Regions from separate parts of the Homo sapiens genome. Here regions 1, 2, 3, 5 and 6 are each linked to region 4. Evidence: chromatin loops called from intact Hi-C (ENCODE). Cell type or tissue: PC-9. All regions are shown on one strand. Links, peaks and the distances in the headings refer to the core of each region. The heading gives the core; the rest is flanking DNA.

The links. Hi-C counts contacts between places; a loop is a spot of excess contacts. Peaks named below come from ENCODE experiments on the same cell type or tissue, not always from the same donor. Only the 100,000 strongest peaks of a DNase experiment are listed, where the experiment ranks them.
Region 1: a loop joins it to region 4, with 3 times the contacts of the local background. A loop is called at or near these places in 12 of 110 quality-filtered maps.
Region 2: it touches region 4 in a loop (2.8-fold over the local background); 52 of 110 quality-filtered maps call a loop at or near these places.
Region 3: it touches region 4 in a loop (8-fold over the local background); 3 of 110 quality-filtered maps call a loop at or near these places.
Region 5: it touches region 4 in a loop (7-fold over the local background); 52 of 110 quality-filtered maps call a loop at or near these places.
Region 6: a loop joins it to region 4, with 7 times the contacts of the local background. A loop is called at or near these places in 71 of 110 quality-filtered maps.

Annotation. Positions count from the first base shown.
Region 1 is chr10:77,897,085-77,901,776 of GRCh38, forward strand. All of the region lies in intron 1 of DLG5 (discs large MAGUK scaffold protein 5), which reads right to left. LOC101929347 (a long non-coding RNA gene) reads left to right here. Exons shown (of 5, transcript XR_007062208.1): 5 at 3,048-3,122. Among named protein-coding and RNA genes, the nearest start is that of DLG5, 27 kb to the right of the region's middle. RefSeq lists enhancers at 4,073-4,600, 4,601-4,692. In PC-9, for the core only: no CTCF peak of the experiment used is centred there; a DNase peak (open chromatin) is centred at 2,237.
Region 2 is chr10:77,909,799-77,914,490 of GRCh38, forward strand. All of the region lies in intron 1 of DLG5 (discs large MAGUK scaffold protein 5), which reads right to left. It also overlaps the pseudogene RN7SL284P. Among named protein-coding and RNA genes, the nearest start is that of DLG5, 15 kb to the right of the region's middle. RefSeq lists enhancers at 97-241, 142-286 and cis regulatory regions at 164-174, 209-219. In PC-9, for the core only: a CTCF peak has its summit at 1,861; a DNase peak (open chromatin) is centred at 1,993; H3K27ac peaks cover 1,579 bases.
Region 3 is chr10:77,941,859-77,946,550 of GRCh38, forward strand. No RefSeq gene overlaps it. Among named protein-coding and RNA genes, the nearest start is that of DLG5-AS1, 17 kb to the left of the region's middle. In PC-9, for the core only: no CTCF peak of the experiment used is centred there; DNase peaks (open chromatin) are centred at 1,673 and 2,833; H3K27ac peaks cover 3,214 bases.
Region 4 is chr10:77,844,699-77,849,390 of GRCh38, forward strand. The region is part of intron 5 of DLG5 (discs large MAGUK scaffold protein 5); the gene reads right to left. Among named protein-coding and RNA genes, the nearest start is that of DLG5, 80 kb to the right of the region's middle. In PC-9, for the core only: CTCF peaks have their summits at 2,105 (motif pointing right) and 2,306; DNase peaks (open chromatin) are centred at 583 and 2,083; H3K27ac peaks cover 1,350 bases.
Region 5 is chr10:77,923,586-77,928,277 of GRCh38, forward strand. It overlaps DLG5 (discs large MAGUK scaffold protein 5), which reads right to left and starts at 3,170. Exons shown (of 32, transcript NM_004747.4): 1 at 2,632-3,170. The coding sequence starts at 2,935. DLG5-AS1 (DLG5 antisense RNA 1) reads left to right here and starts at 3,227. Exons shown (of 1, transcript NR_024585.1): 1 at 3,227-4,692. In PC-9, for the core only: no CTCF peak of the experiment used is centred there; a DNase peak (open chromatin) is centred at 2,746; H3K4me3 peaks cover 2,999 bases.
Region 6 is chr10:77,971,621-77,976,262 of GRCh38, forward strand. It overlaps POLR3A (RNA polymerase III subunit A), which reads right to left. Exons shown (of 31, transcript NM_007055.4): 31 at 3,529-4,642. Among named protein-coding and RNA genes, the nearest start is that of DLG5-AS1, 47 kb to the left of the region's middle. In PC-9, for the core only: a CTCF peak has its summit at 3,000 (motif pointing left); no DNase peak of the experiment used is centred there.

The sequences.
Region 1 (4,692 bases), core at 347-4,346, 52 kb after region 4:
GTGGCTCACACCTATAATCCCAACACTTTGGGAGGCTGAGGCGGGCAGATCACCTGAGGTCAGGAGTTCAAGACCAGTCTGGCCAACATGGTGAAACCCCATCTCTACTAAAAATACAAAAATTAGCTGGATGTAGTGGTGCATGCCTGTAAACCCAGCTACTCAGGAGGCTGAGGCGGGAGAATAGCTTGAACCTGGGAGGCGAAGGTTGCAGTGAGTGGAGACTGCGCCACTGCACTCCAGCCTGGGCAACAGAGAGAGACTCCATCTCCAAAAATAAATAAATAAATAAATAAATAAATAATTTTTGCTATTTAACAATTGATTTAAAAACAAGTGAGTAATGTTGTGCTACTGCTGCCATGTTTCATGTACCCCAAAAGGGAAAATATCCTAAGAGAATCTTTCCTCTTAATAAACTAATGTTTAGGCAAACAGATAAAAATAACACTTGAAGAAAAAATCTGGTTGGCTCATGCCTGTAAGCCCAGCACTTTGGGAGACCGAGGTGGGTCAATAACCTAAGCCCAGGAGTTCAAGACCAGCCTGGGCAACATAGTGAGACCCTATTTCTACAAAGAGAGAAAGAGAAAGAGAAGGAGAGGGGGAGGGGGGAAAGGGAGAGAAGGGGAAAGGGGGAGATAGGAAAGAGACAAAAGAAAAGAGAGGAAAAAGAAAAAGATCTATCATATAATTTCTTAGTGGTAGAATTAAAGAAAAAAAAAAGGATGTGGTTCCCAAAATGAGGGCCTATACAAACACAGGAGACATGATGAAGTTTGAAAATATTCTATCCAAATATTCTGGTCCCCTTGTCTCTGTGTCACTGGAGAGTGGTAGAATTTCCAGGCAGGTTCTATCTCCTTTCCCATAGATAGCATAGCCCCTGAGGCTCCCCAGAGACCCTCCGAAGTCCTGTGATTGCCCATTCAGGAGTGTGGGACCACCAAACACTACTCAAGACCAGCATGGCTTCAAGGAAGCTTTGGCCTCAGGGTAGCTGCTGCTACCACAAGCACCTTCCTCCCAGGAGCCAGAACAGCCTTCTCCATCAGCGCAGGTGACCAAGTGGCACATGGCTCACTTGGCCACCACGCTTAGGCCAAAGCAGCCCTGCATGTCCCCATCAACCTGGCCTCCCCAAAGACCTGGATTCTGTTTCCACATCTCCACCCTCTACCACACGTGGACTCTGCAGTTCCCTGGGACTTCACTTTTCTTGGAGAAGGAGAGAGAAAAAGGGAAGCAAATCCTGAATTGCTCGTAGGATTTAAAAACCTCTCCACAGAGGGGAGCTGGGGACAAGGTAGGGGAGACAGTGCTAGCAGCACAATCTGAGGACGGGTCCCCTGCCAGCCCTCCGGGCACACAGGGAGCAAAAGGAGAGGCAGAGGCACATGGGAGCAGGGGCTGGGAGATGCTGCATGGCGCAGGCTGTGGGCTTGGCTATTAAAGCCAGAAAAGGCCTGCCTCCTCCTGCCAATAGAGTTATCTTTTAATCCGAACCCCAATGACACCACCTGGCACCAGCGCAGGAGCAGCTCCTGACGGCACACGAGTCACGCGGCTGGGCCCCGCGTCTATCCCTTCAGGTCAGGGCTTGCCCTGAGTGCTCCTGAGGAAGTGGGCCCCTGCCCCCTCCATGGCCTGGCTCCTGACAGGCCTGTGCATGCCTGAGAGGGCCAGGCAGGCGGTAAGGAAGTAGAGGAAGCTCCGTGCTGTGCAAGGTCACCAAATGCTAGATGCAAAGACCCAGAAAGGGAGGGCACTCACCCAAAGTCACCCACGCCGGGACGGGGCAGCAATCCCAGGATTCTCCTCCTACCCAGATGCGGCAAAGAGGTTTGCAGCCCAGGACAGCTGTTATCAACTAGCCAGTGCTGGAAAACAGCAGGTAGCACCCCAGACCTGCCACTCTCCACGTACTCAGACAACTCATGGCCCAATCTGAAGATGGCTTTCCTCTGAATTCTCCCACATCTGTGCCCTCCTGCAGGGCTTGGTTTCTGAGGTCCCATCCGCCTTGAAGTTGGCAAGGGCTAGGGTAGCATGTAACCTATCTCCCTAGTAAGGATGGCACTGACTCTGCTGTGGCAGCATCCAGGCCAGGCAGCCATCCAGGCCCTCCCAGACTGGGGGAGCTCAGCACCTCCAGAGGCAGCCACCTCACCACAGACCAACACACCCTGCTGCAGCGTTCTTCCTTGTGGGCAATGGAAATCTGCCAGCAGGAACTGGTAGCAGAAAACTCCCCAAAGCCTGCTCCAATTCTCCACCCCAGTACAATGGGCGTGCCCTCAGGATTCCAACAGCCAAGGGCAAAATCCCGACTCACTGGCTTGGGACTCTGGGCAAGTGACTTACTCTCTCTATGCCTCAGTTCCCTCATCTGTAAAATGAGGAGAGTAGTGGCCTTCATCTTAGAGTTGCTGGGATGAGATGATCCTTGCAACCTCCCGGGGCACACATGAGTGGTCAACAAATGCTTTCTATGGCTACACTACAATGCACAGTTCCACAGGCTCAAGGCCCAGCTTTCTGCCCCTCTCCTCATACTCATTCCACTTTCTCATGACCAGACTTGTGCTCAGCAAGTGTCCACTCCTATAGGTTCGCTCAGGGGTAGCTGGCTCACCAGGGACACATTTTAAACCCTGGCCTCTTCCTCCAAAACTTCAGCTCAGAGCCTTGGCAAGCCATCCCTGCCGCCCACTGGAGATGGCTGACGAGAAAACCAGAAAGAGACCATGAAAGAGGAAGGCTCTTCTCACTCCTCACTCATCCTTATCTTGGACCAGTATCCTCCACACAACACCAACACCCAAACATAACAGCAAATGGATATAATCTTATCAATTTCATCCTCCACAACCTTCTACGGCTCCCTCTGGCCTAAAGTCAAAAAGCCTTACCCCAGACTTTAAAAGGAAGAGATAAACACTTAGTGAACATTTGACTATGTGTCAAGTTCTCTGCTCTACAGTGTATATATATTATATCATTTAATAACTCCCTCTAAAATTCGTCTTATTGCTTGCATCTTACAGGTGAGGAAGCTGAGGCTCCAAGACACTAGGCAACTTACCTAAGCGTCACAGCTCAGAAACAGAAGCAGATTTGGAGGCCAGATCTGGGAGGCCACAAGGCTGGGTCCTTGGCACAGCCTCTACCTCCTCTCCAGGTCATCTCCTGCAACCCCTCCCTGACCCAGCCACTGTCCAGTCACCACGGTGCCCATGGTCACCTGGCACACCTGGCTGTGTCCTACATTAATGCATATCCTCACGCTTCTGCTTCTCCTGCCTGGAACGCACCTACCTATCACCTAATGAACTTCTACTCAGCCCAGAAAGCTCTGCTCTCAAGTTATCTCCTTCAGGAGACAGACCTTCACCCCGGGGCCCCCTTCCATAAGAGAAAAACGATCCCCTTTGGCTGGGCATGGTGGCTCACGCCTGTAATCCTAACACTTTGGGAGGCCAAGGCGGGTGGATCACTTGAGGTCAGGAGTTTGAGACCAGCCTGGCCAACGTGGTGAAACCCCGTCTCTACTAAAAATACAAAAATAAAGCCTGGGCACAGTGGCTCACACCTGTAATCCCAGCACTTTGGGAGGCCGAGGCAGGCATATCACGAGGTCAGGAGTTTGAGACCAGCCTGACCAACATGGTAAAACCCCATCTCTACTAAAAATATAAAAATTAGCCAGATGTGATGACATGAGCCTGTAATCCCAGCTACTCAGGAGGCTGAGGCAGGAGGATTGCTTGAACCCGGGAGGCGGAGGTTGCAGTGAGCCAAGATCGTGCTACTGTACTCCACCCTGGGTGACAGAGCGAGACTCCGTCTCAAGTAAATAAATAAATAAATAAGCAAGCAAGCAAGCCGGGCATGGTGGTGCACGCCTATAGTCCCAGCTACTTGGGAGGCTGAGGCAGGAGAATGGCTTGAACCCGGGAGGCAGAGGTTGCAGTGAGCCAAGATCGCGCCATTGCACTCCAGCCTGGGTGACAGAGTGAAACTCCATCTCAAAAAAAAAAAAAAAAAGAAAAGAGAAGAAAAAAGAAAAACAATCCCTTTCCTTGGATGTGTTTCCCAAGCGCCCACAGCAAGGCACAACTTATCAGTCCCCAAGTCAGCTGTGCTGCCGTCTGCTCCCTAATGTGGACCATTCATCCTGACTACTACAGCACAGTACGTTTACTTGAAGAAGTGAATAAATGATGTTCCTTCTGACTTACAGACCAAGAAACAGGGCCGTCAGAGCAGACTTGACCTTTACAGGGACAACTGGTAAACAGCCCATCTACAGTAGCATCCTGGAGGTTACACCTGGCAAAGAGTTACCCCTTGGCTGGGTGCACCTGAGCAAACCCATCTGGACTAACGCCGGTGTCAGGAAGTAGCACATCCACACAGTGCAGCTATGGCCCTCTGAGGAAAGACTGCTGCATCGCATCAGAAAGGCAGCATCCGTGACTTCTGCGGTCCACGCTGACGGGTGGGGAGGCACCTTGGGGCCTCCTTCCCGCACTGCAGACAATGGCTGGGAAGCCCACACCCCAGCCTCCTGGCACTCTCACTTCTAGGCACAGGATGCAGCAACCCCTGGCAAAAGCAGCTCCTCTTTGCTGACCTGGACATAAGGACGCCAGGACCCACAGTGGGCCTGAGCCAACAGCACCCGGCTCC
Region 2 (4,692 bases), core at 294-4,293, 65 kb after region 4:
TTACTTTCCTGCTTTTTCTTGGATCCAGCTCCTACTGAGATTGGCTATCAGGGTGGGTCCCAACTCAGTGTCCACGGGGCCTTATCCTCTTATCTTTATAAAAGGCTTTTTTCCCTGGGACAAGAGGCCCGGTGGCCTCATTTTCCTGCCTGAACTCTGCCCTGTGACTAAGCAAGAAGAAGCCACGGCAGCCAGCACCCAGAGTTTCTGCTGTGTCACAAAAAGGAGTCATGGGTCTCCCTGCCAGCATCAGACCCATTCCCCGACTCAGCACTCAATTTAGATATCACGTCCTACGTCTACATCCAGAAAGCCCCCAGTGTGACAGATGCTCAGAACACATCTGCTGAATGAATGGACGAATGCTGTGACGAAGAGAGGTGGAGAGGTAGGCAAGGCTCAGACCACAGAAATGGTCACAGGGTGGCCTGCAGTACCGAGTAAAGGTAGTCATTATCAAAAAACTGACAAGGACTCCAGGGCTTGCCTAGCCTCTCAGCAGCTGATGGCCCTGAGCAGGCTACCAAACTCTACTGGCCGAGTGTGCCCATCTGTAAAAGATAAATATCAATTGCAGAGGCTGATAAAAGATTTTTTTCATTGATCAGGAATTAAAGGCTGTAGCTCAAGTCCAGAAACTGGGATGCTGTGTCACTTGCTCACCCTCACTGTAAAGGCTGGTGCCCACAAAGCCAGGAGAATGTCAGGAAAAACTAGCCACGGATCTGAGACTTCCCACCCAGCCTGCTCCTGGTAAAGAAGTCTTGGAAGGAACCCCAGCCTGGGAAGAGACCTGTTTCTCATTTGTAAAATAAGGAGTTTGGGCAAAGTGGTTTCTAAGATCCCTTCCAGCCATGGCATTCAACAATCATAGGCTCCTTAAGAAATGTAGGCCGGGCGTCGTGGTTCACATCTGTAATCCCAGCACTTTGGGGGGCCAAGGCAGGTGGATCACCTGAAGTCAGAGTTTGAGATCAGCCCGACCAACATGATAAAACGCCGTCTCTACTAAAAATACCAAAAATTACCTGGGTGTGATGGCACACGCCTGTAATCCCAGCTACTGGGGAGGCTGAGACACAAGAATCTCTTGAACCTGGAAGTCAGAGGTTGCAGTGAGCTGAGACTGCACCACTGCACTCTAGTCTGGAGTGCAGCCTGTGTGACAGAGCGAGATTCTGTCTGAAGGAAAAAAAAAAAAAAAAAAAAAACATAAACAGGAAAAGAAGTTCTGGTCAGATGAGAAGAAAGGTTACTTGGAATGAGAATAGAGGTTACCATGAATACTGAAAAGGCCACTATATATTTTTTTTAAGAATTAAAGTGTTTTATTGATTGATTGATTGATTGAGACAGGGTCTTACTGTCCACCCAGGTTGGAGTGCACTGGCCCAATCTCAGCTCATGCAACCTCTACCTGTCAGGTTCAAGGGATCCTCCCACCTCAGTCTCCCAAGCAACTGGGACCACAGGCATGCGCCACAGCTAATTTTTGTATTTTTTGTACAGATGGGGTCTCCCTATGTTGCTCAGGCTGGTCTCGAACTCCTGGGCTCAAGCAATCCGCCTGCCTCCCAAAGTGCTGGAATTACAGGTGTAAGCTACCACACCTAGCCAGAATTAAAGTATTTTAAAGTATTACTTCTTACGTTAAAATATGTAAATAGAATTAGATTTTGTTTCCTTTGTTTTGCTATCACCTTCCTCAATATTGGCTGGAAAGATCTTTACTACATTTGGATAGCAGATTGGCAATGGTCAAATATGTGCAGATTTAATTTGGGGACTCAGGGGTCATCTTAGAGCCAGGGAGGTACCATTCAGACAAGCAAACTGGGGTGGACTCTGAAGAAGAGGTTTGAGAGGCATGCCACATCTATAAAAATCCTGTTGGCAGGGAAAACACACCCTGGCTTGAGGTGGCCACCAGGGCAGCAGCTCTGAGTCAGAGATGGCCATCTCTAATGGCACCGCTTTCCACACGGGCAGCCCTGCAGCCCCCACGGCAGGCTGCATGTTAGCAGGAGCTTGTTTACGCATAAAAACGAACAGTTCTCTTATGCAATAGAGGGGTAAGGCAAACAAGTGATAACATTTTCTTAAAAAAAAAAAAAAACAGGCTGGGTGTGGCAACTCATGCCTGTGATCCCAACACTTTGGGAGGCTGAGGAGGGAGGATCACTTAAGGCCAGGAGTTCAAGACCAGCCTGGGCAACACAGCGAGACCCCATCTCTATGAATTTTTTTTTTTAATTAGCTCAGCATGATGGTGGGTACCTGTTGTCCTAGCTACTCAGGGAGGCTGAGGCAGGAGGATCGCCTGAGCCCAGGAGTTCAAGATTACATTGAGCTAGGATCATGCCATCAATCATGACAGCATGGGCAACAGGGTAAGACCCTGTCTCTTTAAAAAAAAAAAAAAAAAAAGGTTAATTTTTCTATTTATATCTATCTATCAATTTATTTATAGAGATGGGGTAGGGTCTCACTATGTTGCCCAGGTTGGAGTGCAGTAGCTATTCACAGGCATGACCCCACCACTGATCAGCATGAGAGTTTTAACCTGCTCCATTTCTGACCTCCTTAGGCAACCTGGTGGTCTCCTGCTCCCAGGGTCACCATATTGATGCCAAACTGGCCACCTGATTAGCATAGCACACTACAGCCCAGAACTCTTGGGCTCAAGCGATCCTCCCTCCTCAGCCTCCCAAGTAGCTAGGACTACAGGAACATGCCAGCATGCCCACAAGAATAATTTTTCAAAAAAAAAAAGTAACCACTGCTCACTGCAATTGACCTTCTGATGGGATTTTCACTCTGCTCCTCCCCACATCACTGTCCTGGTTAACAGAGAGTGGTTTTTACTCGCCACAAAGTGGCTATGTGTCTTTTTTAAAAGCACAGTTCATCCCAAGAGGAAACCTACAAAGGAAGCAGGTGAAGACAAGAGTACCCAGTGAAAACACCATCTGCAGCCTCTGGCTCCAGCAGTGGCTCACCACCCCAGCTCAGCTCACGCAAAGCAAGGTGAGGCTTTCAGGTGGTGCTTCCCTCTCCCACATGGGGAGCATCTTAAACCAAAAGCAAGCAGACCAGTGGTTTTCAAACTGGGTTCTGTGAACTGTGGAGAACCCCAGGGAAACCTGTGGAGGAGCCTCAAGAAGGCCACAAGCTCAAGGGACAAGCTCCAAGCCCATACTCCCCATCAGTGCCTCTCTCGTCTAATTTACAGATCTGGCTCTCACCTAAGAGTGCAGTTAACAAAAAAGACCTCATGGCTAAAAAAAATAAAAATAAAAAACTTAAGTCATAAAAGACATTTACACTTTGTACGTGTTATTTCATTTAATTGTTTGCATCAGCCCTCTGAGGAAACCATGGCTAAACAGTTTCAGGATTGCAAGTCGCCACCTAGAACAGTCCACTCCAGAGCTGGATAGCACCAATCATTTTTAAAAGTTCTTCCTGAAACAACCGGCCTGGGCAAGGGGAGCTGCCAGGGATTATAAAACAGACTTCAGAGACAACATCAACTAAATGCAGTGGGTGGCCCTTGCTAAAATCCTGATTTTAATAAGCCACCAATAAAATGACATCTTTGAGACAAGCAAAACTGAGCATCACCCGGGCAACTTGATAACATTAAGAAATTATTATTAATGCCTCATCTCTTAGAGACACATCTTTAAGTATTTATAAGAAAAATGACATGCTGCCTGGGATTTGGTTGGGAGAGATGGGTGATTGTTACATTATCCTCTCTGTTCTTCCACATGTGTGAATGTCTTTTTCATTTTTTACTTTTTTAGAGCTGGGGTCTGGCTCTGTCTCCCAGGCTGGAGTGCAGTGGTACACTCAGAGCTCACTGCAACCTCAAACTCTTGGGCTCAACCAATCCTCCCGCCTCAGCCTCCCGAATAGCTGGGGATACAGGCAGTGTCCCCTTGCTCAGCTAATTTTTTTTTATTTTTGTAGACATGGGGTTTTGCCGTGTTGCCCAGGCTGGTCTCAAACTCCTGGGCTCAAGGAATCCTCCTGTCTCGACCTCCTAAAGCGCTGGGATTACAGGTATAAGCCACCATGCCTGGCTCTTGAAAGTCTTTAATAGAATTTTAAAAGGAAGAAAGACAGGGAGGGAGAATGGTTCTTCCTTAAAATGAACTCAATTCTACCTCCAAGTACCTTCTGGCAATCAGACCATGTTCAGCTTTCTGGGATCAAAGAGAATCAGGTCTTATCACATACCCTGCACCATCTGAAAATGAGCAGCATCTAAGTCCCTCTAAGTATCCTTTCCTCAAAAACAAGCTCTTCAAGGTCCTTTTGGAACTGAACTCACAGGTCACAGCAATGCCCTCCTTAAAAATGTGGGCTTCAGGACCAAAGAATTGTGAAGGTGTCTTTTGAGCAGCCCAGAGAAGCATGGGCCTCCTCGTCCACTGCAGGCCTCTGCCTTGGGCATCTCCCATTTGAACTCCAAGTATGGCCTATGCCCTGGGATGCCTCCTGATTCCATGCACAGGCTGGGAGCTTGTTCTCTACTCAGGGACAAGCTACCCCCAGTAGCTCCAGAGGCGGCAGCAGCAGCTTGCTCCTGTCTCACCTAAATCATCTCCACCCTCACCAAAGCCCTGGGTGAATATTATTAGCCCCTCTTCTACAGATGGGGAAGAGAAAGCAGGCCCAGGAGGT
Region 3 (4,692 bases), core at 349-4,348, 97 kb after region 4:
TTCTCCGCCTCAGACCTAGCACTTTCCCGGGGTTGAGGAGGCCACTCTGCTAACCCCCAACCCACTCACTTCAGGGCTTCCCAGATGGTGAAATATAGTTTACACTCAGAAAAGAGCAGGACACACGTATCACCAGACAACACACGTAACACTGGAAGAGCTAGTTTTACATCCAGATTCCTGGGCTTCAACCTAGGAAAAGAGCCTGAGAAACTTTTTTTTTTTTTTTTTTTTTGAGACAAGGTCTCGCTCTGTCACTCAGGCTGGAGTGCAGTGGTGCAGTAATAGCTCACTGCAGCCTCAAATGCCTGGGCTCAAGGAATCCTCCCACTTTACCCTCCTGAGTAGCTAGGACTACAGGCACGCATCACCACATGGGGCTAATTTTTAAAAAATGTTTGTAGAGGCGGGATCTTGCTTTGTTTTCCAGGCTGGTCTCAAACCTGTGGGCTCAAGTGATCCTCTTGCCTCGGCCTCCCAAAATGCTGGGATTACAGGTGTGAGCCACTACACCAGGCCAAACCTAATTTTTTTTTTTTTTTTTTGAGACAGAGTTTTGCTCTTGTCACCCAGGCTGGAGTGCAATGGCGAGATCTCGGCTCACTGCAGCCTCCGCCCCACCCCACCCTACCCCAGGTTCAAGCAATTCTCCTGCCTCAGCCTCCTGAGTAGCTGAGATTACAGGCGGCTGTCACCACACCCAGCTAATTTTTGTATTTTTAAAATTTATTTTTAGTTTTTTGAGATGGAGTCTTGCTATGTTGCCCAGGCTGGAGTACAGTGGTGCAAACTCGGCTCACTGCAACCTCTGTCTCCCAGGTTTAAGCAATTCTACTGCCTTGGCCTCCCGAGTAGCTGGGATTACAGGTGCATGCCACCACACTGGCTAATTTTTATATTTTTAATAGAGATGGGGTTTTGCCATGTTGGCCAGGCTGGTCTGGAACTCCTGACCTCGTGATCTGCTTGCCTCGGCCTCCCAAAGTGCTGGGATTACAGGCATGAGCCACTGCGCCCGGCCATAATTTTTGTGTTTTTAGTAGAGACAGGGTTTCACCATGTTGGCCAGGCTGGTCTTGAACTCCTGATGTCAGGTGATCCACCCACCTTGGCCTCCCAAGGTGCTGGGATTATAGGCGTCAGCCACCGCTCCCGGCAAAACCTGAATTTTTAACTAGCATGCTGGGTGAATTTTATCAGGACAGTGAACCAGGACTCTCTGAAATCCCTTCCCCGGGATAGTCAACGAGGCTTTCAATTTAAACTTGCATTTGAAGCTTGCAGAGACTCACACTGACTTACCCAGGCCCTAACACACAGCAGCTGTCTCCATGGTTGCGCCAGGTAGTGAAGGATACAGGGCAGCAGGAAACGAGTCCCGGTTCTCAGGTGGATCCCGTGCTTCCACCTCTGTTAGAGCCCAGGCCCTGAGGGCATAGGGCCAAATTGCCACAGAGCTCCAGAGAAATCTGTCTCTCCCGTCCCCCACCCTAAGACTGAGCTGCTGGAGGAAAGAGGCCAGGTTTGTTTCCTTTTATTGGTTAACTCTCTTCAGTCGCCCCTTTCTCCTGCAGACACCTTGGGGACTTTTAGTAATTGTCAGCTGAATGAATAAATTAATGACAGAGGGAGACAGACGTGTTAACAGCTAACAGTAATTCAAGCAGAATGGAGTAAGTGCTAAATAGTGGTGGAATGAGTCATGAATGCTGACAGGGAAGGAAGAGGGAAAAAGGCATTCATTCTCTCCCCCTCCACTGTCAAAACAGTGCCTTCACTCTTCCTCCCTCCATCTCTCTTACAGGCACCAGAGAGCAGAAAATGTATGTGTATAGTTTCAAGAACAGTTCCAAAGCAAACACCCATATAGTCACCCCCATGTGCTGGCCCCCAGGATAAGAAATAGAACCTTGCCAGAACCTCAGAAGCCTTTCCTGGCCCCCTCCATGACATCATCATTCCCCGCCTCTTGCCCTCATCTAACTTCTAATCTGATTCTGAGGGGAATCATTTTCTTACTTTTCTTTTTTTTTTCTCCTTCTTTTTTTTTTTTTTTTTGAGACAGAGTCTTTCGCTCGGTCACCCAGGCTGGAGTGCAATGCCATGATCTTGGCTCACCGCAACCTCTGCCTCCCGGGTTCAAGGGATTCTCCTGCCTCAACTTCCCAAGTAGCTGGGATTACAGGCATGCGCCACCACACTTGGCTAATTTTGTATGTTTAGTAGAGATGGGGTTTCACCATGTTGGCCAGGCTGGTCTTGAACTCCCTGCCTCAAGTGATCCACCCACCTTGGCCTCCCAAAGTGCTGGGATTACAGGCGCGAGCCACCGTGCCTGGCTCATTTTCTTACTTTTCTTAATTTTTTTTTTTTTTTTTTTTTGAGACAGAGTCTCGCTCTGTTGCCCAGGCTGGAGTGCAGTGGCGCAATCTCGGCTCACTGCAACCTCTACCTCCTGGGTTCAAACGATCCTCCTGCCTCAGCCTCCCAAGTATCTGGGATTATAGGCACCTGCCACCACGCCCAGCTAATTTTTGTATTTTTTGTAGAGATGGACTTTCACCATGTTGGCCAGACTGCCTCTGGTCTCGAACTCCTGACCTCAAGTGATCTGCCTGCCTTGGCCTCCCAAAGTGTTGGGATTACAGGCATTACCACTGCCTCTGGCCATTTTCTTACTTTTCTTTATTGTTTGACTGTGAATGTCTATGTCACAAGACAAGACGTTGCCTTGTTTTGAATTTATGACCACACGTTTTCTTCTGTGGCTTGCTTTCCTTGTGCAATATTTTTTGGACTTTTGCCTGTGTCGATGCTTGTGGTGGTAGGTATACATTCTCACTGCTGCATGGCCGATTCTATTGTGTAAACATACCACAACTTACTTAGCCATTCTCCTGTGGATGGTCATTTGGATTGTGTCCAGTCTTTGGCAATTACTAGCAATGCTGCTGTATGTGACTCCTAATGCACACATCTATTTAATATATTTAAGAGGAAGTGCTGGGTCATGGGGTATGTGATTTTCAACTTTCCCAGCTAGTGCCTAACTGTTTTCTGAAATGCATCTGCTTCTAGACTGTCTCATTTGCAGTTCAACTTACTCAGTAGCACTAGGGTAGTCTCTCCTAACAGGTAATACCAATTGAACTCTCTTAGTTTCATCAGGGTAAGCGTTTGGGGAAAGGGGAGGATAAAAATGGTTAGGTGTGGCCGAGTGTGGTAGCTCATGCCTGTAATCCCAGCACTTTGGGAGGCCAAGGTGGGCGGATCACAAGGTCAGGAGATGGAGACCATCCTGGCTAACATGATGAAACCCTGTCTCTACTAAAACTACAGAAAAATAAGCTGAGTGTGGTGGTGTGTGCCTGTAGTCTCAGCTACTTGGGAGGCTGAGGCAGGAGAATGGCGTGAACCCAGGAGGCGGAGCTTACAGTGAGCTGAGATCACGCCACTGCACTCCAGCCTGGGTGACACAGTGAGACTCCATATCAAAAAAAAAAAAAGAAAAGGTCAGGTATGGTGGCTCACACACTAGCACTTTGGGAGGGAGGCTAAGGAAGGAGGATCACTTGAGTCCAGGAATTAGAGGCTGTAGTGAGCTATTATCATACCCCTGTATGCCAGCCTGGGCAACAGACTGAGTCCCTATCTCAATAAAAAAAAAAAGAGGAGAAGAAAAATGGTGTATAGAGACCCCCGATGGGAGTAAGCCCAAGGTTCATTGGCTACTGTGACAGTCAGTTAAATTATTTTTTTCTGGCTGGGTGCAGTGGCTCATGCCTGTAATCCTGCACTTTAGGAGGCTGAGGTGGGCAGATCAATTAAGGTCAGGAGTTTGAGACAAGCCTGACCAACATTGCAAAATCCTGTCTCTACAAAAATACAAAAATTAGCCAGGCGTGGTGGCGGGCGCCTGTAATCCCAGCTACTAGGGAGACTAAGGCAGGAGAATCACTTGAACCTAGGAGGCAAAGATTGCAGTAAGCCAAGGTCATGCCACTGCACTTCAGCCTGGGCGACAGAGCAAGACTCTGTCTCAAAAAAACAAAAACAAACACAAAAAAACCCAAAATAAAAAATTATTTTTTTCTGTGAGTAACAGAAATCCCCAAATAACAGCAGATTAAACAAAACAGAAATACATTTCTCTCCCACATAAATGAAAGTCTGAAGTCAGCTATCCAGACTGATACAGTGCTCCACGAGGTAGGTTCCTTTGCTCTTGTTCCACTGTCTCTGCAAATGGCTTGAGCTGCTTGAGCTCCAGCCATCACGTCTATATCCTAGCCAACAAGAAGGAGGAAAGACAAAAAGAAATTTTTGTCTCTTTCCTTTGAATACACTTTCAGAAAGTCACACAGGCACTGCATATATTCCAGTGGCCAGAGCTTAATCTCACAGAAAGAAAGATCTGCAAGTGATACTGGGAAATGTAGTCCTTGTTCTTGGTGGCTGTGTGCCCAGCTAAAATCCGGGAGTTTCATGATTAAGGAAGGAGGGAGAATGGATTTTGCAGGACAATGAACAATCTCTGCTATGGATATCCTTGCTCAGGAAAGCACTTCTGGGTAGGTCTGCCTAATGCCCTCACCACACACACTTACAGATACATATCTCAGAAGTCGAAATGGAGAGTAAAGTAGGTATTTAGCAATGCCATGTCTTTATTTATTTTATTTTATGTTATTT
Region 4 (4,692 bases), core at 239-4,238:
CAAGGTAAGAACTATCAAGAAAATAAAAAATAAAACAGAATAATGGGCTGGAGAGAGCCATCTGAGCAGCAGAGTGGAGGTCTGTGAGGGAGGCTAAGGCTGAAGAGGCTTCTTGAAGAAGGCGACTTCAGAGGCAAATGAAGAAGAGCAGCGAGAGCACACTGGGCAGAGAGGGGGGCAGGGTCAAAGGCCCAGAGGCAGGGCCTGCAGGCGTGTTCTAGAGACAGAGAGGGGCAAGGCGGAGTAGCAAGAGCCCAATGCACAGGGGGAGGTGGGTTCAAAGGGGACCTGGAGAAGTGGGTGTGGGCATGGGGGTGGCCATGGCCGCAGGCCTCACAGTGAAGACTGTCTCCTGAGTGAGACAGGAAGCTGTGGAGGGTTTTAAGCTAGACAGCATTCTACTCTAAATGACAGGCACTAAAGTTCATTTGGGGTGCTGTTATAGAGAAAAAAACAAACCAAGAAGATGAGTTAAGAGGTTGCCAGGGGGGCTGCTGGCTTTGGCTAAGCACCTCATGGGATCTGAGCCCTGGGGTGAGTCACTCCACCTCTCTGGGTTTCAGCTTCCGGATTCCTCAAATGCCCAGGCTAGACCAGGAAAGCTTGTCTGGCCCTTCCAGCTCCAACAGCCGAGGAATCACCTGGCTCATTCAGTGGCAGCCTGGTTTATCAAGCGTTTGCAGCCTAGAGAACCAGAAGCTGGGACGATGGAACACTCCCTTTGGAATTAGGGTCAGCTCTCAATAAACACGAAAAACACAAAAAGCAAAAGAGGGCTTAATTTAAAAGTCAGAATCATAGCAACAAGAAAGTAAGGTCTTCCTCTAAGACCTAAGCATTAGATTCTAGGACTGTAGACTCTTAAAGAGGAAGTCAAGGAAGAGGGAGAAATGGAGGGAAGGAGGGAAGAAGGGAAGGAAGGAAGGAAGGGGAGGAGAAAGAGAAAGAGAGAGAAAGAAAGGGAAAGGAGGGAGGGAGAGAGGGAGGGAGGATTGGTTCATTTCAGGCTCATTCTTTTTCCTTTATTTATTTTTAAAGCAGAACATTTTCTTTCAAGGGAAATCTTACTAGTACACCAAAAATACAGAACTTATTTTAAAAAGCAGTACACAGGTATCTCAGGCAGTCAAAATCTTCACTGTTTTGTAAAATGGCATCACTGTTGCAAAACAGGAATGCACACTGAGAAACAGAACCTCACTGACAGTGCCCACTCTACATCTAAAATCTTTCTTTAAAAAAAAAAAAAAAAAAAAAAAGCCCTGGCCAGGCACAGTGGCACATGCCTGTAATCCCAGCACTTTGGGAAGCCGAGGTAGGCGGATCACCTGAGGTCAGGAGTTTGAGACCAGCCTGACCAACATGGTGAAACCTTGTCTCTACTAAACATACAAAAATTAGCTGGGCGTGGTGGCGGGCACCTGTAATCCCAGCTACTCGGGAGGCTGAGGCAGGAGAATTGCTTGAACCCAGGATGCGGAGGTGGCAGTGAGCCGAGATCACGCCATGGCACTCCAGCCTGGGTGACAAGCGCGAGACTTCGTCTCAAAAAAAAGACGAAGAATGGGCTCACCATGACTATACTGGGTCAGTGAAGGACAGTCCTGACATCTGGTCAACCAACGCCTTCTACCCACATCTGGAAAGGTCCAGCATCTAAACTGGATTGCCCTGATTGGTGAGCAATACCTCAAAAATGCCAATTAAAAATTACTTCAGGCCGGGCGCAGTGGCTCACGCCTGTAATCCCAGCACTTTGGGAGGCCGAGGTGAGCAGATCACAAGATTGGAAGTTCCAGACCAGCCTGGCTAACATGGTGAAACCCTGTCTCTACTAAAAATACAAAAATTAGCCGGGTGTGGTGGCAGGCACCTGGAATCCCTGCTACTCCGGAGGCTGAGGCAGGAGAATTACTTGAACCCAGGAGGCGTAGGTTGCAGTGAGCCAAGACTGTGCCACTGCACCCCAGCCTTGGCGACAGAGAAATATTCTGTCTCAAAAAAAAAAATTACCTCAAATGTTTTACTGTCTAAACATCCCCTAAGCCAAGTGAGAACCCCATTGGCTCCAAATGAGTCTGCTTTGCTGGGGAACAAAGGAGGCTGTCATTGCCTGAGTTCCCCACAAGGTGGCAGCCGCGGGGAGACGAGCCAACGCTCTCCTGCAGCGGCTTCCCGCCTTCCCAGCTCAGAAACAAACTCATTCCAAAGGCAGCCTTGAAATGACACAAAGCCCGGTTCTGGGTGGTAGCCCGCAGAGCCCACCTCCACAAGTGCTCGGCAGAATCAGGAGTCTATACCATGGTTTGGCCTCTTTGCAGTCCCCTGAATGGCTAACCTTGAGGGGCCTGGATCCGGGCCTGTGTGACAATCCAGGGATGATTCAGGGCCGTGTGAATCAGGCTGCCAGCAAGGGCCGTGAGAGTGGGCCACGAATTCCCAGTGCGACAGGGTGGGTCACAGACCTCGAGGTCCTTTCAGCTGCTCCCCCCAGCCTTCATAACATGGTAGGATCCTCGGGTCAGAAGACCGAGAGAGAGAGATCAGGCCCCGTACTGCTTGCTTCCACCACGATGACGGCCACCCTCGGCCTGCTCCACAAGTGAAAGCTCCTTGGGATAGGGTCGTGCTCACCGGGAGCTACTCCGCCTCCCTGCAACTCCTAACCTCTGGTTCTCACTCTAGCCTTGGAGTCAAACAGAATAACCTGTTCCCACAGGGCAGCATCCAGATACTCAAAGAGGCTCGCAGGCCCCAAACACTTCTCACCCTTTCTCTACAAACAGGACTCAGTGCCAGGCCTGTACTATGTAACCAACAGCCTCTGAACAAAGCTGGGGAACCAGGTCATGGTTAACTCCGGAGAATCCAAAAAACTAAATCTATTGGTCTAGAATTTTTCCCTCTCGCCATCAGAGGATTATGTTCTTGGTAGGTATTTCCACATGCACATGCACACACGAGTGCGCACACACACACACACACCTAACTACAGTCAAATGTTTAGCTTCCCAGCAAAAGCTAATGAAGAGAGAATATTTAAATTTGGCCCAGAATTCTAAAATTAAAGTGATCACAGTTCACTGCAACCTCAACCTCCCAGGCTCAAGTGATCCTCCTGCCTCCGCCTCCCAAGTAGCTGGGACCACAGACACGCCCCACCACACCTGGCTGATTTTTTATTTTTTGTAGAGATGGGGGTCTCACTATGTTGCCCAGGCTGGTCTTGAACTCCTAGACTCAAGTGATACACCCACTTTGGCTTCCCAAAGTGCTAAGATTACAGGCGTGAGCCCTGAGCCTGGCCTGAGAGTCAACTTTTCCACTCAGGCAGGCAGCAGTCTTTAGAGATGATGTCCCTCCAGCCTGAGCACGGGACAGTTGGCCTGTGAGTTCAAGGGGCTTAGGAGAAATGGGTGGAAGTTGCACAGGGGAGGCACAAAGACAGCCACAGTCTAAGCTGTTCCCTGCAGGGAGGCCAGGAAGAGACCAACCCTCCTACCTGTACCCTACATTGGTCAGAACACTCCTCTGTGGGCTTCTCTGTAAGGGATGCCCTTCAGCAACCAGGAAACCCCTCTCCTCTCTTCCTTCCTCCAGGCCCATCAAAGGGCATTCATTCAGGATACCTGGGACAAGAAAATCAACTTTCATGAATTACAAGAGAAAGTATATTTTAAAGACAGGGGAAAGGGCAAGGAGGAGGAGAGAGAAGACTCTCGGGGCCTGAGAGGTTTCCCAAATAGATTAGCAGGACCTAGGAGAACATGTGCACTGCCCTGGTCCCAGGAATTCTACCTGTAAGGCTCAAACTTCAAAACATGTGTGCAAAAGAACACAAAGACATGTGTGTCCACTGAAACATGGTTTGTAACATGGGAAGATGTTGACCACCAAGACGCTCCACACAGAATTCGATTAACACCTGACAGACAACAAAACAAGCAAGGACCTTTTTGTATGTGCAAATTCACAGAAAATGTAAGGAAACCCATGATATATTGTAGGATTTTTTTTTAAAGCAGGTTTCAGGGAATAAAAATTAAACTATATGGGTATTAAATGTGACATTAAAAAAAAAATCTACAAGGATACACATCCATCCCAATGGTTTACACAGAGGATGGTCATTTCCACAAAGCTAGGCTGGATCTGAGTAGGTGGGTGGCTGCCCACATTGGTTGAAGATTTTTTTTCTATTTTAACTAAAGAATACACACTATTTTAGTAAAGAAAAAAGATGCAAAAACACCCTCTACTTAGATTCCCCAACCAAGCCTTGTCAGGGTCTTCTGGGCATTCTTGACACAGCCTAGAAGAATCCAAGAAGGTGCACTCGGACTGCCCAAACCCAGAGATGGGGATGCCAGGCAGAGGCCCTCCCCAGCAAAACACACATATGGACAAAACACCTGTGTGCTGCTCTCAACCATGGCGCCCCCTCCCCTAGGGCTGCCTCATTTCCTCTGAGATAAATCATGCAGAGGGCCGGGAAGCCCCACAAATCCCTCAAGCAAACACTCAAGTCAAACAGCACCATTTACCCTGCAAGGGCCTCTTCAAGTTTACAAGGCGTGGGAGGAACCCGGCAACAAAACTGCCCTTGTCCAGAGAGGTTGACCTTTGCCCTTGGGCCCAGCGGGGAGCAAGCCTGTGGCCATCCCCTTATCCCCGCTTCCTCTGCTGCTGGCC
Region 5 (4,692 bases), core at 415-4,414, 79 kb after region 4:
CCATCTCTACACAATATACAAAAATTAGCTGGTGTGGTGGCATGTGCCTGTGGTCCCAGCTACTTGCGGGGCTGAGGCAGGAGGATGGCTTGAGACCAGGAGGCGGAGGCTGCAGTGAGCCGAGATTGTGCCACTGCACTCCAGCCTGGGTGACACAGTGAGACCCTGTCTCAAAAAAACAAAAGCCCCCAACACGCCACTGTTTGCTGACACACCATGTCACCCTCTTCCCCAGGGGCTTCAGGTGGCATCTTGCCATACCAAATGCTGTCCTAACTTTTTTCTTTCTTTTTTTTTGAGAAGGAGTCTTGCTCTGTCACCTAGGCTGGAATCCAAGGGCACCATGTCAACTCACTGTAACCTCCACTTCCCAGATTCAAGTGATTCTCCTGCCTCAGCCTCCCAAGTAGCTGGGACTACAGGCGCCCACAACCACGCCCAGTTAATTTTTGTATTTTTATTAGAGACGGGGTTTCACCATGTTGGCCAGGCTGGTCTCGAACTCCTGGCCTTAAGAGATCTGCCCGCCTCGGCCTCCCAAAGTGCTGGGATTACAGGCATGAGCCACCACACCCAACCAGCGTTTTTCTAATGCATTAAGTAAAATGAACTTAACTTCTCCTTGAAAAGTATTTTTCTAAGGATTTCATGACCCTCTCCAAAGTCACATAACTCTGCATTGTGGTAAAACTGGGGTCTGAAATCAATGCCCTAGGGGATAAAATCCAAACCCTAATCTCTGCCTTCCTTAGAGGTCAAGACTAGCTCCTAGAACTTCAGCCCCATGAGGCCCCACATTCTCCACCAGACACGGAAAGGGTGAGACCTAATTAATGGCAATTGATCCATCAATCAATTTTCAGAGATTAAGGCGAGCGTTGATTCACATGCTTCCCAACGCAGACTTCCAGTCTGTACTAAGTTCTGTGCTTTACGAAAGACTTTCAGAAACAGATCTTAACTTCTTCATTCAGAGATAGATTAGATAGATACATAGATACAATTAAAAAGAAAAAAATTACTTTGTTGAGATCCCCTCTGTCCTTATCCTCATGGCCACATCTGACAGTCCCTTCCTAGCATCTCCCAAAGCACTATCCCAGGAAAGGACTAGGTTTGCCCAGTAACTCTGACATGACCACAACTGGGGGGAAAGAATGCAGGTTTGAGGGACAGAGATGCAAGTCAGAAGCTCAAAGTGGAGACGGGAGGGCCACCAATGAAATGACCTGCTGTGTGGCCAGCAATTTAGTCTCTCTGTCAGTTTCCTGCAGCTACAAAAATTGAGGTTAAGATGGCCAACGTAAGAGAGCTGTTACCAGGAATGCCTTATAAAATCATTCCCTTAATAAGTGGGGCTTTTAACAGCCAAATAAATGGGTCCCATCAGCCTTTGACCTTCAGGTTGCTAAGGGCAGTTTCTCAGCCCTCTCGGTTCACTTGTTTTTCTTTTATACATATATCCTTATTTATTTTTACTGTACCTATCGATTCACTGTTAAAACAGGGACAAGACCTAGAAAGATGGCACTTTGTTTCCTGGCTCTGAACAAGTTAAATCAAACAATAGGTTATAATTCAAAATTCCTGGTGCCCAATACTTTCTGAGCATTTTAACCACTCCAAGCCAGAGTTTTCTCTCTGGCAAAGAATAACAGAAAGCTCACATAGTGGCAACGACAACTGAACGTGATAAAGCAGAGCGCCTGCCACAACAGTAGATGCCCAATAAATGCTAGTTCTCCTCCTCCCTCAGTGCCATGTCTTCTTCCTCCAGCTGCCTTGTCTAAAAAGGCTGGCTTCCACACTCCACGGCCAGGCCAGGACAAGCCTACCACTTGTCAGAAACTCCCGCCAGTATCCGTTCCTGCACCCAGACACACACTTACAAATCAGTCATCCCCAAGACCAAAGACACAGGGGTTCCAAAAGGCACCCTCAAGGGAACCAGTCACCAGCCTTCCTCGTTAAGCAGCTCTGTGCTCTCAGGGAGAGAACTTAGCCCCAGCAGCCACTACTAGGATTTTCCCATGGTGCAATGCAACTTCCCCAACTTTTCCGGGCCCAGTTTCCAAAGAAACCCAGGCAGGCGTTGTGCACAATCAGCCACCAGTCTGGGAGAGACTGGGCTCTGAGCAGAGAAAAAGGAGCTGGGACAGCCAGAAAATGAAAAAGCAGTTGTGGCCCCGGCACAGGATGGCAGCGACCAAAACTTAAGAGTAGGGGTCCTGGCCCAAGTCCCATTCTTCTGGACGGTACCCTTGGTTAAAGGCTAGCACAGGGTGCCAAAGCTAGCGGACGGTGAGGAGCCTCAGAAAAGGGACTGATGGACATCCTCCGAGGTACCCCCTACCCGCTACTGGACCTGGTGGCCCCCGGGGACCCTGTCGTCGAGGCACCTGAGAGTGAAGGCCTTCAGCGGGGGGCATTGTTCACAGCGAACGGCGGGACTGGGGGAGGCGGCGGGACTTCGGGATCCGCGCACCGCCGCCTCCCCAACTGGGCCAGAGGAGCGAGTCCACCGAGGCCATCGCCAGGTGGAGCGGCGGCCCCGGCGAGGTACCCTCGGCCAGCAGGAGGGAGAAGCGGAGGGCGCGTCCCAGAGGCGGGGGCCAAGGGTCTGCCACTCACCCGCGCCTTCGGCGGGCTGCGGCGGCCCGACGACGCCGTTCAGGTAGAGAATGGGCAGCAGGTGAGGCTGCGTCTTCTCCAGCGCCGCCCGCAGGTCCTGGAAGTGGTCCCGCTCCTTGGCCAAGAGCAGCTTGAGCAGCAGCTCCGCCTTGGCGCCTCCCGCCTCCTCGTCCAGCTGCCGCCGCTCGCCGGGACTGAGCGCTCCCGCGGCCTCGAGCAGCCCGAGCACGGCTTCCACCTCCGTCATGGCCTGGGCCAGGCTCTGCTGACACTGGGCGAGCAGCTCCCGGCGCTGGGGCTCCATGGTGGCGGGCCGCGCCGCCCCGCCCCGCCGGACGCCTCCCGGGCCCCCCGAGGCCGGCGGGCGGGCAGGCGAGCACCTCGGCAGCAGCCCTAGGGCGCCGGGAGCCGTGAGGCGGCGGGAGCCATGGGCCGGGGCCTGGGCGGGCTGGGGGCCCGGGGCGGCGGGCGGCGCTCAGCAGCGGCCGCCTCCCGGGCTCCGGAGCGCAGCCATGTTGGCTGCCGCGGCGGCGGGACTGGAAGAGGAGGAGGAGGAGACGGAGGAGGAGAAGGAGGAGGCGGAGGTGGGGACGGCGGCCGGGGCGCGCCCCGAGGCCGGGCTCCAGCCGGGCATGCTCCCCCTCCCCCTCAGCCTCCGCGCGCGCCGCCCGCCCCGCGAGAAAACTCGCCCCGAAAGCCGGGCCGCGCGCCGCCCCCAGAGCAAGACTACAACTCCCGGGAGAAAGTCGCCTGGGCCGTGTTTCCCAGGCTCCCGACAGCTCCGGCCCGGCTCGGAGGCCGCCTCGGCCCCCGTGCACCCCGGCCCGGCTCACCGGGGCCCCGCGGCCGCCACCCGCTCCCCCGTGGCCACAGCCCCGCCGCCGCCGGCCCGTCCCTCCTCTCTCCCCTCCCCAGGCCGTCCCTCCGGGAGGCGGCAGCAGGGGAGGAGGGGACGGGCGGAGGGGAGGGGTCCCCGGCCCGCCCGCTAGGCGGGGACGCGGCGCCGGCTGGTTCCCGGTCCCCCGAGGCCCAGGCGCAGCCGGGGGTGGGGGACACGGAGTCAGGCCTGGCACGCGGCCAGCCCACAAGCTGCTGGAGACCCCCTCATACAAATCTTGCCCCCAGTCCAGAGGGTCCTAATCTGAGAACTCCAAAATACAGCCTGGAGACAAATGGTGGGGAGGGTTTCCCCTAAATTTGGACATCTCCAGATTAAGACCTCCGCCGAATCCGTGAGGCTTTCCCTCTCCAAGGAGCTCCTAAGAGAATTTCCCAGTAAAATCGCCTCAACTGCGGTAAATAGGCTGTTCCCCGCGCCAGCATTTGAGAAGAGCTGGTCCCCAGAGTGTAAAGGAGTTAGGATGTTGGCAGGAGGAAGGATGTGTCGCCGGATGAGGAAAAGAAAGGTGGGTGTCTGCGGTGCAGTCCTTGGTCTTTCTGGCAAGTGAGGCGCTCTCCCCCTAAATGTCTCAGAGGGAGACAAATCAGCGGACTACCTTGCTTCCTTTGATGACTTGGAAAGGATCTGCAGTCCCCCTTAAAGCCCAAGAATGTCTTCTCTTCCACGACAGCCGTTTGTGGACACATACTGCTTACCTCCCTGACTGCAGGACAAGGTCCTTCAAAGCTGGAACTCTGACTGCGCTCAGTGATCCCGCAGTGCTCCTCTGTAGAGTGGGAACCCAGGTCCATTTCAAATATCTACGTTGGAATGAGTGGATCTCGCTGGGGGTGAGAGGCACTTTGTCTACCCACACTGCCAGTCCCAGCCACATGCCTCCTCCCTTCCCTCAAAAAGCAGTGTCTTCTTAGTCTGCTTCTTCAAGGGGAGAAGTCGTTTTTATTTATGGAAACGAACTCACTATATGGTAGAAAGAACAAGAGTATCAGAATTTGCACTTTGGACTTGGACTCCCCTCTAAGCAGCTGCACAAGGTGGAACAAACCAATAATCCTTGCTGATCTGTTTTGTCCTTAGGAAAAATGGTGGAGGGAGAATATTAGATCAGGGGTTCTTAGCCTTGGCTTCATGAATAAGCTCAAGGATGTCAATGAAGCTTT
Region 6 (4,642 bases), core at 643-4,642, 130 kb after region 4:
GAACCATGAGGAATGGTGGAGGGGTGGTGTAGCAGAAGGCTGGGAGGGGCCTGGGTCCCTCCCCGACAACTTGGTGAACTGTCGTATCAGCCTTGGAATGCCTACTGTGGACTTTTCATGTCAGAAAAGAAAATCCTATGTATTTCAGGCTTGTTGACTTGCATTTTTTGGTCACCTTGTCCTAACTGGTGACTGGTGCCTACCAGCCTTACGTTGCTATCACTGGAAGGGACCACTCAACTACCTTGAGAACACTCAAGTACCTTCCCGGACAGGGTCTGCTCCAAGATGACTGGATTTCTTTACCATCAGCTGTTGATTTATTTTTTTGAGACAGGGTCTCACTGTGTTGCCCAGGCCGGAATGCAGTGGATCTTGGCTCACTGCAGCCTCCACCTCCTGGGCTCAATTGATCCTCCCACCTCAGCTGGGACCACAGATGTGAGCCATGATGCCCAGTTAATTTTTTTGTATTTTTTGTAGAGATGGGGTTTTGCCATGTTGCCCAGGCTGCTAGGTATTGATTAAAAAAAAAAACAAAAACTGGCAAGACCTTCAGAAGGTACAAAATTAGAAAGGTACAATAGAACAGAGTGAAGCCTGGGCAACATGGTGAAACCCCATCTCTACCAAAAAAAAAAAAAAAAAAAAAGAAAGAAAAATTAGCTGGGCAATGTGCCTGTAGTCCTACTCGCTCTGGAGGCTGAGATGGGAAGGACTGCTTGAGCCTGGGAGGTGAAGAGGTTGCAGCGACCCGAGATCATCACGCCACTCTACTCCAGCCTGGGCGACAGAGCATGAACCTGTCTGGGAAAACAAACAAACAAAAAACATAGGGTCACTTCCTACCTCTGTCCTTGTCATACCCATTTTCTGTTCCATTCTTCTTCTTCTTCTTTTTTTTTTTTTTTTAACAGGGTCTCACTCTGTTACCCATACTGAAGTACAGTGGCGTGATCTTGGCTCATCACAACCTCTGCCTCCCAGGATCAAGTGATTCTCCTGCCTCAGCCTCCTGAGTAGCTGGGATTACAGGTGTGTACCACTAGTACCCGGCTAATTTTTGTATTTTTAGTAGAGACGGGGTTTCACCATGTTGGCCAGGCTGGTCTTAAACTCCTGACCTCAAATGATCCACCAGCCTCAGCCTCCCAAAGTGTTGGGATTATAGGCATGAGCCACTGTGCCCGGCCCTAATATATTCTTTTAAAGAGAGAGAAAAATGTTAAGTTCTCCCTTATGGGATACCTTCTTACATAATCTAAATACATAGCTGTTGTCAACATCCATACCTCTACAAAAAAACCTGCCTGTCTGAATTATTCTGGTCTTACTACCTGTGACTCTAAAATGAGATCACGCTTACCTTATGGCCTGCATTAAAGTGTTCAAGCCCTCAACCACACAGTGGCCACATCCATCCCCTTCCCGAACCCTTCTCCCCCCCCATGTAAAATACTTCCCACGACCTACTGATTGAGCAGACAGCTGGGTAGTCATTATGTCTAGGGAGGCTGGATCCCAAGTCCACCAAGCTCCACTTAGGGTCAAATAAAGAGAGCCAGGGGATTGGTTTTTAGTTGTGAATTCACAGACCATGTTTTTCAGTAAAAAAAAAAGTCACTGTATTAATAATTGCAAACATTTAATGTGTATTATGTGCCAGGCACTGTACTAAGACCTTTTTATGTGTAATCACGTTTAAAACTCACAATGACCCAATGAGTCAAACACTACTAAACAGTATTCCTAGCTTATAAATGAGTAAAGTGAGGCAAGGAGAGGTTAAGTAATTTGTTCATGTGCACCAGATGGAAAGGGAGAATTGACGCTGGGCATGGCGGCTCACGCCTGTAATCCCAGCACTTTGAGAGGATTGCTTGAGCCCAGGTGTTCGAGACCAGCTGGGCAACATATAGCAAGACCTGTCTCTATTTAAAATAAAAAAAAAAATTATAAAAATAAAAAAAAGAAAGGGGGAGTTGGGATTTAAATCCTGACACTGATTGTAGAACTCAGGCTCTTAACAAGATGACCCTGACCAGATGGTAAGCTCCATTCATGCAGGGACCTTCCCCAAGGGCCTAGTGCACTGCCTGGCACAGAGCAGAAGTGTAGCAAATATTAATGGATTCAAATGTTCACACGCTAACACTGCCAGTAGGTTGAGGAAAGGATGGTGGCAACGTTTCCCAGTGACTGCAGGCTTGTGTCCTCGCTCAGGGCACACTCCCCAGAATCCAAGCCTAAGGTAAGGAGGCCAAATTAGTGTCATGAGAGGCCCTGTGGGAGGGGTTGGAACCAGAGGGCTGCAGCCACAGAAGGACCTTTCTTTACCCTGGTGGGCCTGATGTGCCCACGGGAGCACAATCCCTTGATCTGCAGCTTCCACCCCAGAGTGTGCTGGACACACTTCTGCACACTGAACCTGAGCCTTTTTGCTTCACCCGCTTCTGTGGAATTCCTTTTAGATGTATTAACATCTTTTTTTTTTTTTTTTTTTTTTTTTCTGAGATGGAGTCTCGCTCTGTCTCCCAGGCTGGAGTGCAATGGTGTGATCTCGGCTCACTGCAACCTCTGTCTCCTTGGTTCAAGCAATTCTCCTACCTCAGCCTCCCCAGTAGCTGGGATTACAGGCACGTGCCACCACACCCAGCTAATTTTTCTATTTTTAGTAGAGACGGGGTTTCACCATGTTGGCCAGGCTGGTCTCCAACTCCTGACCTCAGGTGATCCACTCGCCTCGGCCTCCCAAAGTGCTGGAATTACAGGCGTGAACCACCGTGCCTGGCCAGATGTATTAACATCTGATTCACCTATTGTGTTTACTGCTGCACCCCTAATACCTAGAACAGTGCCTTGGAAGTAGCAAGCCTTAAATCTTTGTTGAATGAATAAAAGTTAAGCTATGCACCTGATCCTGGCCAGACGGCCCTTCAGACTCCAGACTTGAGTCCTTTCAGCGCCTCCTACTGGGACTGGATTAGCTGCATCTCAGAGGGCACTTTATTTCCTACATTTCTAAGTCACAGGGGTGGGGGTAACTGGGGCATTCACTGTTGACCTCCAGCACCCGAAGAGGTGAGCTCCTGACGGGGGTTGGTTCTCATTCTAGGAGTTAGAACTCATACAAGGCCAACGTCCTTTTTCACAACCCATAAGGATGATTCTGCTATAGTTTTAGGTAACGCAAATATTTCCTCTCTTGGGTTTTGGCTGAAAAATAAAGAGGTCTGCCAACAGACAGCAAAAATCAAGAAAAGTAAACATACAATGCCAGGTTCAATCAGACATGAATCAATGGGAATACACATGGATAAACCCTGAAATAGAAACACGGCACCATAGTTTAACTGACACATATATATACTGAAGGACTCCAGAATGTCTCTCCCACCCCTAAAGTGCTGAACACTGCAGGGAGCTGTAACTGAGTCAGGAGCTATTTTAATCTCCCTTGTAAAAAAGACGTAAAAATGGCAAAGAACTGGACAGAATGCTAGTCAAGAATTTGTAACTATTCATGGATGAGATGGAATTCACACGTATTTTTATTTCTTCCAAGCAGGTACAGAGACTCAAATGTAACCCTTTGAGCTCTCATGCTTGAGGATGTGCTGCTACCTGGCCTTTGAGCTCTGTGCTGGCATAAAGCCCAAGGCCTGGGCAGGGCAGATGATCAAAGTAGGGAGAATTTTAACACCAGTCATGGGACACAGTGGGGAGCACAAACAGTAGGGTTTACCAGGCAATGCTGTTGATGTTGATAGTCCTAGCAAGGCTGGCAGTTCCAGGAGGAGGACCAGCACCTCCAGGACGTATGACTTCCCCCCCTACCCATGGGTGATGTGATCCTTCACATAACCATTCTGCTCCAAGGTCTGCCTTGTTCTCAAGTGCTATACGCTGATTCGCACCCATCACAATCACACACGTCTCACACAGACTCCAGACCCTGCAGCGCCCAACTGAGTACTCACTCACGCAAGGTGAGGCTCCTTGGCGGTGCCATCTTTATTATTCCCAGCCACAAGTTATAGCCACAACCTCTCTTCCATTTAAAGTGTGCGTCACCCGCAGAAGACAACAGGTGCCGGAGTTCACTCCTATGATTCAATTCTACCCTCCCCTGGCCTTTGCACGGATCCCAGTGGTCCTGGCTCGGATCAGGCCTACAGCTTACTTCCCAGGCATGCTTCCAGGAAGGCAGTTGGGGTGGGGGGTACCCCTTTATGGCTCTTCCCAGGTTACATGAGAACTGGTGATCTCGGTGGGGTCTCAAGTAGAAGCCCTGAATTAGTGTTCATTAACAAACTTAATCCTTTGTCCTAAACCAGGCTCTAGCTCAATTCAAAGATAAAGGGGGGTTAAACATTAAGAAAAATGGCATTTTTTTTCCACATCACTGATACCCCAAGAGAAGTTAATAGGTCTACCTTGTAGATGCAGGGAAATCAAAAGGTCAAACTATAATTTTTTATAAAAACTAATTTTTTTTTACGCTTAATTTTTTTCTTTTTTTTTTTTGAGACAAGGTCTTGCTTTGTTGCCCAGGCTGGAGTGTAGTGGCACGATCTTGGCTCACTACAACCTCCACCTCCCAGGCTCAAGTGAACCTTCCACCTCAGCCTTACCAATAGCA